Regions from separate parts of the Homo sapiens genome. Here region 2 is linked to region 1. A link is an interaction called in ENCODE POLR2A ChIA-PET data of the cell type or tissue named here. Cell type or tissue: OCI-LY7. All regions are shown on one strand. Each heading gives the region's core, and the rest is flanking DNA. Links, peaks and the distances in the headings are about the cores only.

The links. Peaks named below come from ENCODE experiments on the same cell type or tissue, not always from the same donor. Only the 100,000 strongest peaks of a DNase experiment are listed, where the experiment ranks them.
Region 2: POLR2A ChIA-PET joins it to region 1 with 7 read pairs; 2 of 35 experiments call an interaction of 5 or more read pairs at or near these places.

The regions. Positions count from the first base shown.
Region 1 is chr12:76,688,131-76,693,512 of GRCh38, forward strand. No RefSeq gene overlaps it. Among named protein-coding and RNA genes, the nearest start is that of ZDHHC17, 73 kb to the right of the region's middle. In OCI-LY7, for the core only: a CTCF peak has its summit at 695; no DNase peak of the experiment used is centred there.
Region 2 is chr12:76,864,243-76,869,624 of GRCh38, forward strand. CSRP2 (cysteine and glycine rich protein 2) reads right to left here. Exons shown (of 6, transcript NM_001321.3): 2 at 1,907-2,019. The coding sequence starts at 2,018. Among named protein-coding and RNA genes, the nearest start is that of CSRP2, 12 kb to the right of the region's middle. RefSeq lists a silencer at 905-1,014. In OCI-LY7, for the core only: no CTCF peak of the experiment used is centred there; DNase peaks (open chromatin) are centred at 1,979 and 2,689; H3K4me3 peaks cover 749 bases; H3K27ac peaks cover 1,841 bases.

The DNA.
Region 1 (5,382 bases), core at 51-5,050:
TAGAAATAGCCTTAAATATGTAAAGGAAGAAGGAAAACCATCAGGAAATACTTACTGCCAGCCCTCCAAGAAATATGAGATGGAAAATTACAATGAGCTTACCACAAAGCTGCTCTGACTGGAGGGCGTGACTTTTCATATTTAACAGCATGTCTGGTAATGTTTCAGGGAATCTCATTACTCTTTATTCCTTATTTCTCCTCATGGGGAGATAAATTTGGCTGCATTTTCTTTTTTGGAAAGGCACTGTTTTAGTTTTGCTTTTGTCATTTTTGAGAAAATACATATATTGTAACATTTGCCCCCTTTATATTTGACAAACATTTTTACATGGATGATAGATCTCTATGAGAAAATGTCTAATGCTGGGATATCCATTAAATATCTTTCATTTCTATAATTATAGGAAGAGTCCAAGTTATGATATGTGTCTCTCCTGTTGCAACTGTCCTTTTTGGGAGGAAGTTGCACGTACGTAATAAAGACAGAGGGTCAATACTTTTATAACAAAGTTTTGTCTGTGAGCATCATTTTACAACTAGAAAGCACTGCGGTGATCATCTACTTTAAGCTTAAGGAAATAGAGGCCCACAAAAGTTAAAATATTTAATATTTGACCATTGGTACGAAAGCTGAAACTAGAATTTAAATTATTTTTTCTTCATACTGGAGAGTCTCATAGCATGAGTACTCCAACAGGGGGCCCTCTCAAGTAAAGTGGCCTATAGATATTGGCTGATTGCAGGAAGATCAGAAGGCTGAGTTTTTTGTCTTAGGTCACTGCAACATAGTCCAAAAAATAATACTGACTATCTGGTGTCACATGTTCTTTTTTCTTTCTTTCTTTCTTTATTTCTGTTGTTGTTGTAGCTGAGACAGGGTCTTGCTCTGTCACCTAGGCTGGAGTGTAGTGGCGCGATCATGGTGCAGTGCAGCCTCAACCACCTGGACTCAGGTGACCCTCCTACCTTAGCCTCCCAGGTAGCTGGGACTAGAGGCATGCACTGCCATGCCTGGCTAATTTTTAGTATTTTTTGTAGAGACATGGTTTTGTCATGTTGCGCAGGCTAGTCTCAGGCTCTTGGGCTCAAGCAATTCACCTGCCTCATCCTCCCAAAGTGCTGGGATAACAGGCATGACCTACTACCTCTGGCCTTTTCTTCTTTTTAAAAACAATGTTTTTAACTTTTATTTTGATACAAGGGTTACATGTGCAGGTTTGTTATATGGGTATATTGCATGATGGTGAGGTTTGGAGTATGGATCCCTTTACCCAGACAGACAGCATAGTACCCAATAAGTAGTTTTTTCCACCCCTTCCCTTCCTTCCTCTGTCCCCACCTACTAGTTTGCAGTGTCTATTATTCCTTTCCTTGTGTGCACATGTGCTCAGTGTTTAGCTCCCACTTATTAGTGAGAGCATGTGGTATTTGGTTTTGTTTTTGTATTCATCCACTAAGACTTATGGCCTCCAGTGGCATACATGAAAAGAATGAAATTGTGTCCAGCTGCAAAGGACACAATTCCATTCTTTTTTTGGGTATGTAGTGTTCCACGGTGTATATGTACCACAGTTTCTTTATCTGATCCACTGTTGACAGGTACTTAAGTTGATTTCATGGCTTTGCTACTGTGAATAGTGCTACAATGAACATACAAGTGCACATGTCTTTTTGGTGAAACAATTTGTTTTCTTTTGGGTATATACTCATTAATGGGATTACTGGGTTGAATGGTAGCTGTGTTTTTAAGTCTTTTGTGAAATCTCCAAACTGCTTTCCTGATGTCACATTTTCTTCTTTTACTAAGCCACATAACGTGCCCAATTATTTTTGAGGTCTTCATTTTATCTTCAGTGAACTCTCGAATGTTTTTTTTTTAAGTTCTATACCCTAGAATCTAGAAAGTGGGATTAGCATGGAAAACCAAATTACAGGAACAGTAGAAATTGTGGGCTGAAAACATACTTATTTCAGAATGTCTCTGGATCATAGTTTCTGTCTGTATTACATCAGCAATGACAATGTTTTGATTAACTTAGGAAAGGTTGAGTTTTTCTTTTTTTTTTGGCTCACTGCAAGCTCCGCCTCCCCGGTTCACACCATTCTCCTGCCTCAGCCTCCCGAGTAGCTGGGACTACAGGCGCCTGCCACCACACCCGGCTAATTTTTTGTATTTTTAGTAGAGACGGGGTTTCACCATGTTAGCCAGGATGGTCTCAATCTCCTGACCTTGCGATCTGCCTGCCTTGGCCTCCCAAAGTGCTGGGATTACAGGCGTGAGCCACCGTGCCTGGTCAAGGTTGAGTTTTTCAAAGTTCTTTCTCAGGAGCATGATTTGATTGGCTACAGTAAGTAGTTGTGGGTGATACTCAAAGGCCTTCTTCATATACTCTCTAGGCCCACGTGGGTAGGTGTACAGGTTGTGGCCTGCACAAGGGCACCAGGCCTGGCAGGATGGAAGTGGAGGCTGAGGTAGAGCCCATGCTCTGGTCATCAAGCTCTATACCCTGAAAGGGGTTGCAACAGCTAAAAGAAAGGGATGCCGAAGCCTCTCCATAGTCCTGCATTTGACTTCACTTTAGTACCAGCATGATTTGTGTAGACTCTCGTGTAAGATTAACTAGTTTAAGAAGCAGACCACCACAGTGAAGAAAAAGACATCAAAGGAACTAAGAAACATATTGAATCACAATATGTATGCCCTGGCAAACATAACTCCCTCCAAATGCCTCTTTGTATATTTATTCTTTATTGGTTCAAATCAGACATCAAGGAGTTCATTTAGGGCAGTGACCACATTCATATAATGAGAGTGGAAAAATATTTCAATCAAAAATCAGGTCTTGATTATGGAAATCATACAGGAGTGAAATATTATGAATGTAATGAATATTGGACGACTTTCAATTCTAGGTTTACATGACACCAGAGAATTCATGCTGGAAAGAAGAGAGAAGGAATTCTCTAGATGTGGTAAGCCCTTCGGCTGCTGGTCAAATACCTTTCATCACCAGAGAGCACATACCCAGTTAAATATGTGGTGCAATCAATGTAGAAATATGAGGATTTTATAGAATGGAAGATCCCCATTTGATTCAAGATCATTAGTAGATTTTTAGCTTATTAAGAACAAATTCCATGTTTTTCTAATTCCATTTTGATTTTACTTGACAAAATATCACTCAACAAGGGTTATTAGTTGAAGCGTTGAAGACATATGAGAAGCCTCCTGCCGCTCAGAGATTTTTGTTTTTCCTAAATGTCTGTTGCCCAAGGCACAATCCCTTGCCTTTTCTTATGTTGTTTTCTATGCCAAGAAATCTTTCTCCATCTCTTCAACTTAACACTCTAAAATGTCACTTTGTCCAGCTGTCTTTGACTTTTCTAAGATGAGTTAGTCACTGTCTCCAGCCCTACCTTCATACTTTATTCATAAACGTACTACAATTCCTGGCATTATTATGGTTTGTTTATGGCTTGCTATGCCAGTGGATTGTGAATTTTCATTGTTGTTTTAGTTGTTGGATGAATGGATATCTTCGCAGTGCTAAGAGAAAATGCTTTTATGTAGTTTGATGTTCTCAGAAACATCTGTAGCCAGAATTAAAAAAGAGAAAAGAGTTTAAATCAGTATTTTTTTAAATTGTGCTCATACTATAATAAAAAGCACTACTGAGAAAGAATGAGACACAGTCCTTTTCCCTAAAAGTAGTAAAAACATGCTGGGTGTGGTGGTTCACACCTGTAATCCCAGTGACACAAGAGGCTGAGGTGAGAGGATCACTTGAGCCCAGGAGTTGGAAGCTGCAGGGAACCAGGACTGCATCACTGCTCTCCAGCCTAGGTAACACAGCAAAACCCCCAATCTAAAAAAATAAAAGTAGTAACAACAGTCTAGTGGGGGAGATAAGGCATGTAAATAAACGACCACTGGGTGAGGCAGAAAAAGTGTACTGAGTGTGTAACGCCAAAGGTTCTTTTGTTTGTTTGTTTTTTGTTTTTTGTTTTTGAGACGGAGTCTCGCTCTGTCGCCCAGGCTGGAGTGCAGTGGTGCGATCTCAGCTCACTGCAAGCTCCACCTCCTGGGTTCACACCATTCTCCTGCCTCAGCCTCCCGAGTAGCTGGGACTGCAGGCGCCCGCTACCACGCCCGGCTAATTTTTTTTTGTATTTTTTAGTAGAGACGGGGTTTCACCGTGTTAGCCAGGATGGTCTCGATTTCCTGACCTCGTGATCCGCCTGCCTCGGCCTCCCAAAGTGCTGGGATTACAGGCGTGAGCCACCGCGCCCGGCAACGCCAAAGGTTCTTGCTTTAGCCACACCAAAGAATTGGTGCGGCGGCTGCCTGTGGTGAATGATGGAGACACTGACCAAGAGAAAAAAAGCTGCAGGCTTTATTGAGCAGAGTGACAGTACAAAGCTTCCACAGCATGGAAGGGGTCCCCAGCGGGTAGCCAGAGTTAGATTATGCAGTTGCCTTTTAAACTCTTTAAGGCAGGAAATACGTGCAGAGGGAAGATGTTACCAGAGCAAGAAACAAAGGCAGTAAATTATTTTGTGACATGTCTTAGATTTTGAGGAATATCGGAATTGTAACTTAGGTTTTATCTACTTTATGACCTTGCAGTGGCATGACAAAGGAGACGGGAATTTACAGGACTTTACAAAGTATGTTTACAAGGAATTGGAATTGGGAGCATAGATGAGGTCCACTGGTCACAGAGAAATGGTCAGTTAACATTCCTTTTAGTTTCAGGGGAGAGGGAAGGGAGACAGGGAGAGAGGACACAGGGAAGCTTATAGCAAAATTTTCACTGTTTATAGCTTTCTTGGGGGAAGAAAACACATGTACAAATCCTGGTGTTAGGAATATTTTAAGCATATGTTTTCAATATTATTCATCCAGGACAGAAGGAAGTCCTGATGCAGGAAATGAATGAGTTTCACAACTTTCTGAGCCCCTGCAGGACCCAGGAAGCCCGGCTGGTCCCTCCTCTCAGTCCTCGCTCTAGACAGGACACCCCAACTGCTGTTGGGAACTGGGCAGCGGTCATTCTGGCTACTTTTTGCTGATTAGGGGCAAAGAAGGGGCCCTGCAGTTGTGGTGTCCTCCAGAGGGGAATTTTTTGGCTAGTCGAGGGACCAGCAGGTTGATCCAGGAGTCCTCGATAGAAGCCGTGAGTTGAGCTCACTTGAGGTTCCATTTGTAAGACCATTTGTAGCTTGATGGCCTGGAACCTGGAGGAAACAAATTTGACAAGGAGGTTAAAAATGCAAGGCCCAAAGGCGAGTAATAGTAGGATGGCTGTCACAGGGCCTAGAAAGGGGAGGAGCCAAGGTATCCATTGGTTAAACATATTCCAGGGTCCTGAGTGTTCAA
Region 2 (5,382 bases), core at 94-5,093, 180 kb after region 1:
GCTGGAAATCAAAGATCAGAATTTCTTCCCCTTATTTAAAAGACAATTGTATGATGATTCAGAGTAGAATGATGGTTACCAGAAGCTCGGAAGGGTAGGGTGTCGGGAAGGAAGTGAGGAGAGTTAATGGGTGTAAAAATATAGTTAGAATGAATAAGATCTAGTATTTGATAGCACAACAGGATGATTACTGTCAACAATCATTGTACATTTAAAAATAAGACAGTATTAACTGGAATGTTGGTAACAAAAAAATAATAAATGCTTGAGGTAATGGATACCCCATTTAAGATGATGTGATTAACATACATTGTATGCCTGTAGCAAAACATCTCATGTACCCCATAAATATATATACCTACTATGTACCCATAAAAATTAAAAGTAAGAAAAATAAAAGGGGGGGGGTTGAATAAAAAGGAAGGAGGACAAAAGGAAGGACAGCAAAGAGGAGGGGAGGGAAGCAGGACTAGCTGGCTGGTTTAAAATTTAGTCTATTATCTTAAACTAAAGTCTTCTATGGTAGAATGAAATGGCATCTACTCTGGAATCTAACTGTTGAGGCTCAAGTGCTGAAATACATGTGCCTAAAGATAACTATATCTTAAACCATAGTTAACCTAACACCATGCACTGCTGAAGGACAACTACCCTTAACAGAGAGAATAAATGTAAATACTGTTTTGAAAAACCTGTATGAACCAAAACAAGTGTAGGTATATGAAAGTGTTACTATATAACCACCCCTTTCTTCCCCAGTCCTCATGCTGTTCTCTGCAGTAAAATTCTCATAGGTCTGCAAACTACTCTGAATTATTTCCTTAAAAGGCATTAGTCAGCAGAGACAGATATTAGAAAGGATTCGTAGAAATGACCAGTAGAGAACTTGACATTTAGTAAAACAAATGTCAACAGCATACACGCATATGTTACTATGGTGTAGACATTGTGGCTTAACCTAGACAGATGAAACTGAGAGCAATTTCTAAAGTATTTGCATTCTGTTTCCATACTTTCTTGGTTACAAGCCTGCTGAAAAATAGATTCCTTTTTTAAAAAAGTAACTTCTAAAAGCAATGGTTAAACCAAGTCTTCTGAGGAAGGCATACATAGTGAACATTCCTATGTAGTATTTTTATTTTTTTGTAACTGCAACTTTCTGTTGTCTGCTTCTGGTTGTCTGCAAAGCAGTTTAGTTATGCTATTAAAGAGGTCCAGATACCTTGAATGCTGGCTCCAATGAGGGAAAAGGACAATTCAAATTTGAGAAAGAAGTCTTTTCCTGAAGATTATTTCTCAATGTAACCTATTTTTAACCTATGGTTTTCTGTAGGAATTTTCCCTGTACAATACTATTGATAAGGCAAACATCTGCCCGTATGGGTGGGTTTACCTGACATAATCATTCATTAAAGAAAATTCTGTCATTAAATCAGAAGATGATTAATGAAGTGCTTTAAGTTGCTACTCTACAGTTTTAAAACCGAAGACTTTGTTGTCATTAAAGGGAACCTGAGAAAGAGAAAGCTGGGGTGGATGAGGAGCAATCATTTACTCAAAAATGGGAGCTAAGCCCTTGTAATGTGCCAGAAACTGTGCTAGGTGCCAGACCACATAAGTGACACCCAGCACTCAGTGAGGTGGGGGAGGCAGATGTGTTAACAAAATAAAGGCCAAAATGGAGGCCAAAAGCTATGGGGACACAAAGGGAGGCTGGGTGTCTTGGGCCACCCCTCCTGTCTTCGCTGCTAGGCTTGGCATTTACAACATCTAAGAAGACAGGTAAAAACCATTCGTGCTTTCAAAATGATCTTTGTTGGCAAAACCACAATTTTTCCTTAAATAGACATATTGAAGCTCTGTACATACAAATTCCGTCAAAGGTGGAGCATGGAGAGCTACTTACTGCAGAGAAAGCAGCAGCGGTGGAAGCTCCTGCCATCACACTGCACCTCTTCTGCGTGGTACACGGTCCTCCCACAGGCCCCACACTTGTTTCCACCTCCCCAGACAGGCATTCTGAAGGAATAAAGGATTCATTAGAATGTCCCTGTGCTGGTCGTACGGCTCCCTAGAGGGCTATTTAAGCCCAGGGACAGCTGCAGATTTTCGTTTCTTTATGAACCTCTCTAACCACATCTTTCAAAGGCCTGCGTTCCTCCAAAATAACCTCATCTCCTCTCCCAAATAACAACTCTTTCATTAGGAAACTGGCTTGTCGTGCACAAGATTTTTTTTTTTTCCTGCCAGACAAAGGACCTGCATTCAGTACAATAGTACAGGTCACCAGGCACAAAACAAGCTATGCCATTAGAATCCACAGGAGTTAAGAAAGAAGCGTGGGGAGGGGAAAGGCAAGCCTTGTCCCCCTCCCTAATATGCCCATTTTTAATAAACATATTTTTTTGAACTCAGCTGAAGATCTTACCCTTGGGTGGAGGTTTTCATTACATGTTTAATTAATTGTAACAACACTAAATTCTTAACGTTTAACATATATAAGCTATAACACGCTTTCTAGGGAACAAAGTGTGTTGCCCTGCAAGAACAAGTTTTATATTTGTTTGCTGAAATTACACGATTGTAGCATAAATAGCTGTGTCTGTGACTCGTACAACTGCATGCACGGAACTTTTGCCGTAACCACAACAAACGCCCATCCAGATGGCTCCGGCTTAAGTTTCTATGCTTCACTAACCCCAAGGCCCACTAGTGCAGCCAGCAGTTGGGTTTTCCTCTTTGGCAAGTCAGTCAGGCCATACAGAATCTGCTACAAGTTCCCTTCCTACCAGTTGAACTGTTTGCTGAGCATGCAGGAATAGCCTCTGAATAGTATGGCCTGCTGTAAAGGGCAAGCTGGAAGTACAGATCCTAGGGTGTCTCACTGTCATGTAGGGCCAACATTTTCTCGTCTCCCTTCTCAACAAATTAGTCTGCCTCGACCACTTTAAAATGCCTGGTTCTGGCTGGGCATGGTGGCTCACGCCTGTAATCCCAGCACTTTCGGAGGCCGAGGTGGGTGGATCACCTGAGGTCAGGAGTTTGAGACCAGCCTGACCAACATAGCGAAACCCCGTCTCTGCTAAATTTAAAAAAAAAAAAAAAAAAAAAAAAAAGATTAGCCGGGTGTGGTGGCAGATGCCTGCAATCCCAGCTACTTGGGAGGCTGAGGCAGGAGAATTGCTTGAACCAGGAAGCGGAGGTTGCACTGAGCGAAGATTGTACCACTGCACTCCAGCCTGGGCGACAGAGCGAGACTCTGACGAAAAGAAAAAAGCCTGGTTCTGAATGGCCAGCTTCCTCAGATGCCTTAACCAGTACAGAAAGTTGTTCTGCTAAGAAGACATGTTATGTCTGCCCTGCCCTGAGTGGTATCTAAAAACACAAGCGATTGATTCCCCTTTCCCCATCATCTTTTTTGAGCTTCCTTCTGTAGAGTGGCATTTGCAGCCCTTGCCTGTTAGGTCTCCTTAGATAGACTGCTTGCCTCTCTAGGAAATAGGTGGCTAATAAGGCCGAGGCCTCTTACTAACCCAAACCTGGCTAGAAAGAGAAGGGAAACAGAGTGCTACTAAGTAGAAAAGATTAAAGAGTCTCCAATCCTTAAAATCAAAAGGGATGTGGGAAATTCTCATCTTACCCCATTAAGGTGATCCAGAACCTGACAATTTCCTGAACACAAAGATGAGGCCTCTCCAAAAGAAAGATTAATGGAGTTGATCATTGCGGTGGGGAACTTTCCAGCACTCAGTATTCTCTTGCCTCTCTTCTGGTGGTACCTTCCCTAGACTGTCTTCCGGGAAAGCAGCCATCTCTTTCTTAGACCATGTGGTTTAGAGAAGTGCTTATTAAAATGTGGTCTCCTGGTGATGGATGGGCCACTATTCTTGTTACCAATTTGAGACAAACTTCAGGTAAGCATTTAGAAACTTTTATGCCACAAAAACTAAGAGAAGATCAGTGAACTCATCCTGTTGAACAGAGTCATCAGTCTGTACTTGGAAATTAAAAATAACAGTCCTTTACTGATATGGTTTGGCTGTGTCCCCACCGAAATCTCATCTTGAATTGTAGCTCCCATAATTCCCATGTGTTGTGGGACGGACAGGGTGGGAGGTAACTGAATCCTGGGGCGAGTCTTTCGCGTGCTGGTCTCATGATAGTGAATAAGTCTCACAAGATCTGATGGTTTTATAAAGGGGAGTTCCCCTGCACAAGCTCTCTTGCCTGCTGCCATGTGAGATGTGACTTTGCTTCTCATTCACCTTCTGCCATAATTGTGAGGTCTCCCCAATCATGTGGAACTGTGAGTCAATTAAACCTCTTTCCTTTATAAATTACCCAGTCTCAGGTATGTCTTTATTAGCAGCGTGACAACAGACTAATACATTTACCATAGATGATTTGAAAAGCACTGGTTTGGCCAGGTGCGGTGGCTCAAGCCTGTGATCCCAGCACTTTGGGAGGCCGAGGCAGGCGGATCATGAGGTCAGGAGATTGAGACCACGGTGAAACCCCGTCTCTACTAAAAATACAAAAAATTAGCCGGGCACGGTGGTGGGGGCCTGTAGTCCCAGCTACTCAGGAGGCTGAGGCAGGAGAATAGCGTGAACCCGGGAGGCGGAGCTTGCAGTGAGCCGAGATTGTGCCACTGCACGCCAGCCTGGGCGACAGAGCGAGACTCCGCCTCAAAAGAAAAAAAAAAAAAAAAAAGAAAAGCACTGGTTTTAGATGGTACTGACTCTACCCCTATCTTAGTCTGTTTCGTGTTGCTATAACAGTATACCAGAGACTAGGTAATTTATAAAGAACAGACTGAGAATATAAATATTTGAAGGCTGGGAAGTCCAAGATCAAGGTATGGCAGGTTTAGTGTCTGCTAAGGGCCCCATCTCTGCTGCAAAATGGTGCCTCCAATGCAGCATCCTCTGGAGGCCAGGAACACTGTACCTTACATGGCAGAAGAGCAGAGGAGGGTGAACCCGCTCCCACCAGGCCTTTTTATGGTGGTACTAATCCATTCAAGAGAGTGGATCCCTCATGACCTAAACATCTCCCATTAGGCCCAACTCCCAACGTTGTTGCATTGGGAATTAAGTTTTAACATGATTCTCAGAGGGGACAAAAACACTCAAACCATAGCAACCCCCAACTCCAAGGCTGGGCATGTGACTCAGTCACGGCCAATCAACTGTGCCTTATCTTATCCTGCATGCCTCAGTTATGAGCCAATAAATTCCCTTCTTAAGTCATTTGGAATTGGAGCTCCTGTTCCTTAAAACAAACAACACACACACACACACACACACACACACACACACACACACACACACACACCCCTGACTGGTATGGCTTGTTATCACTAAAATGTAAGTCTGAATT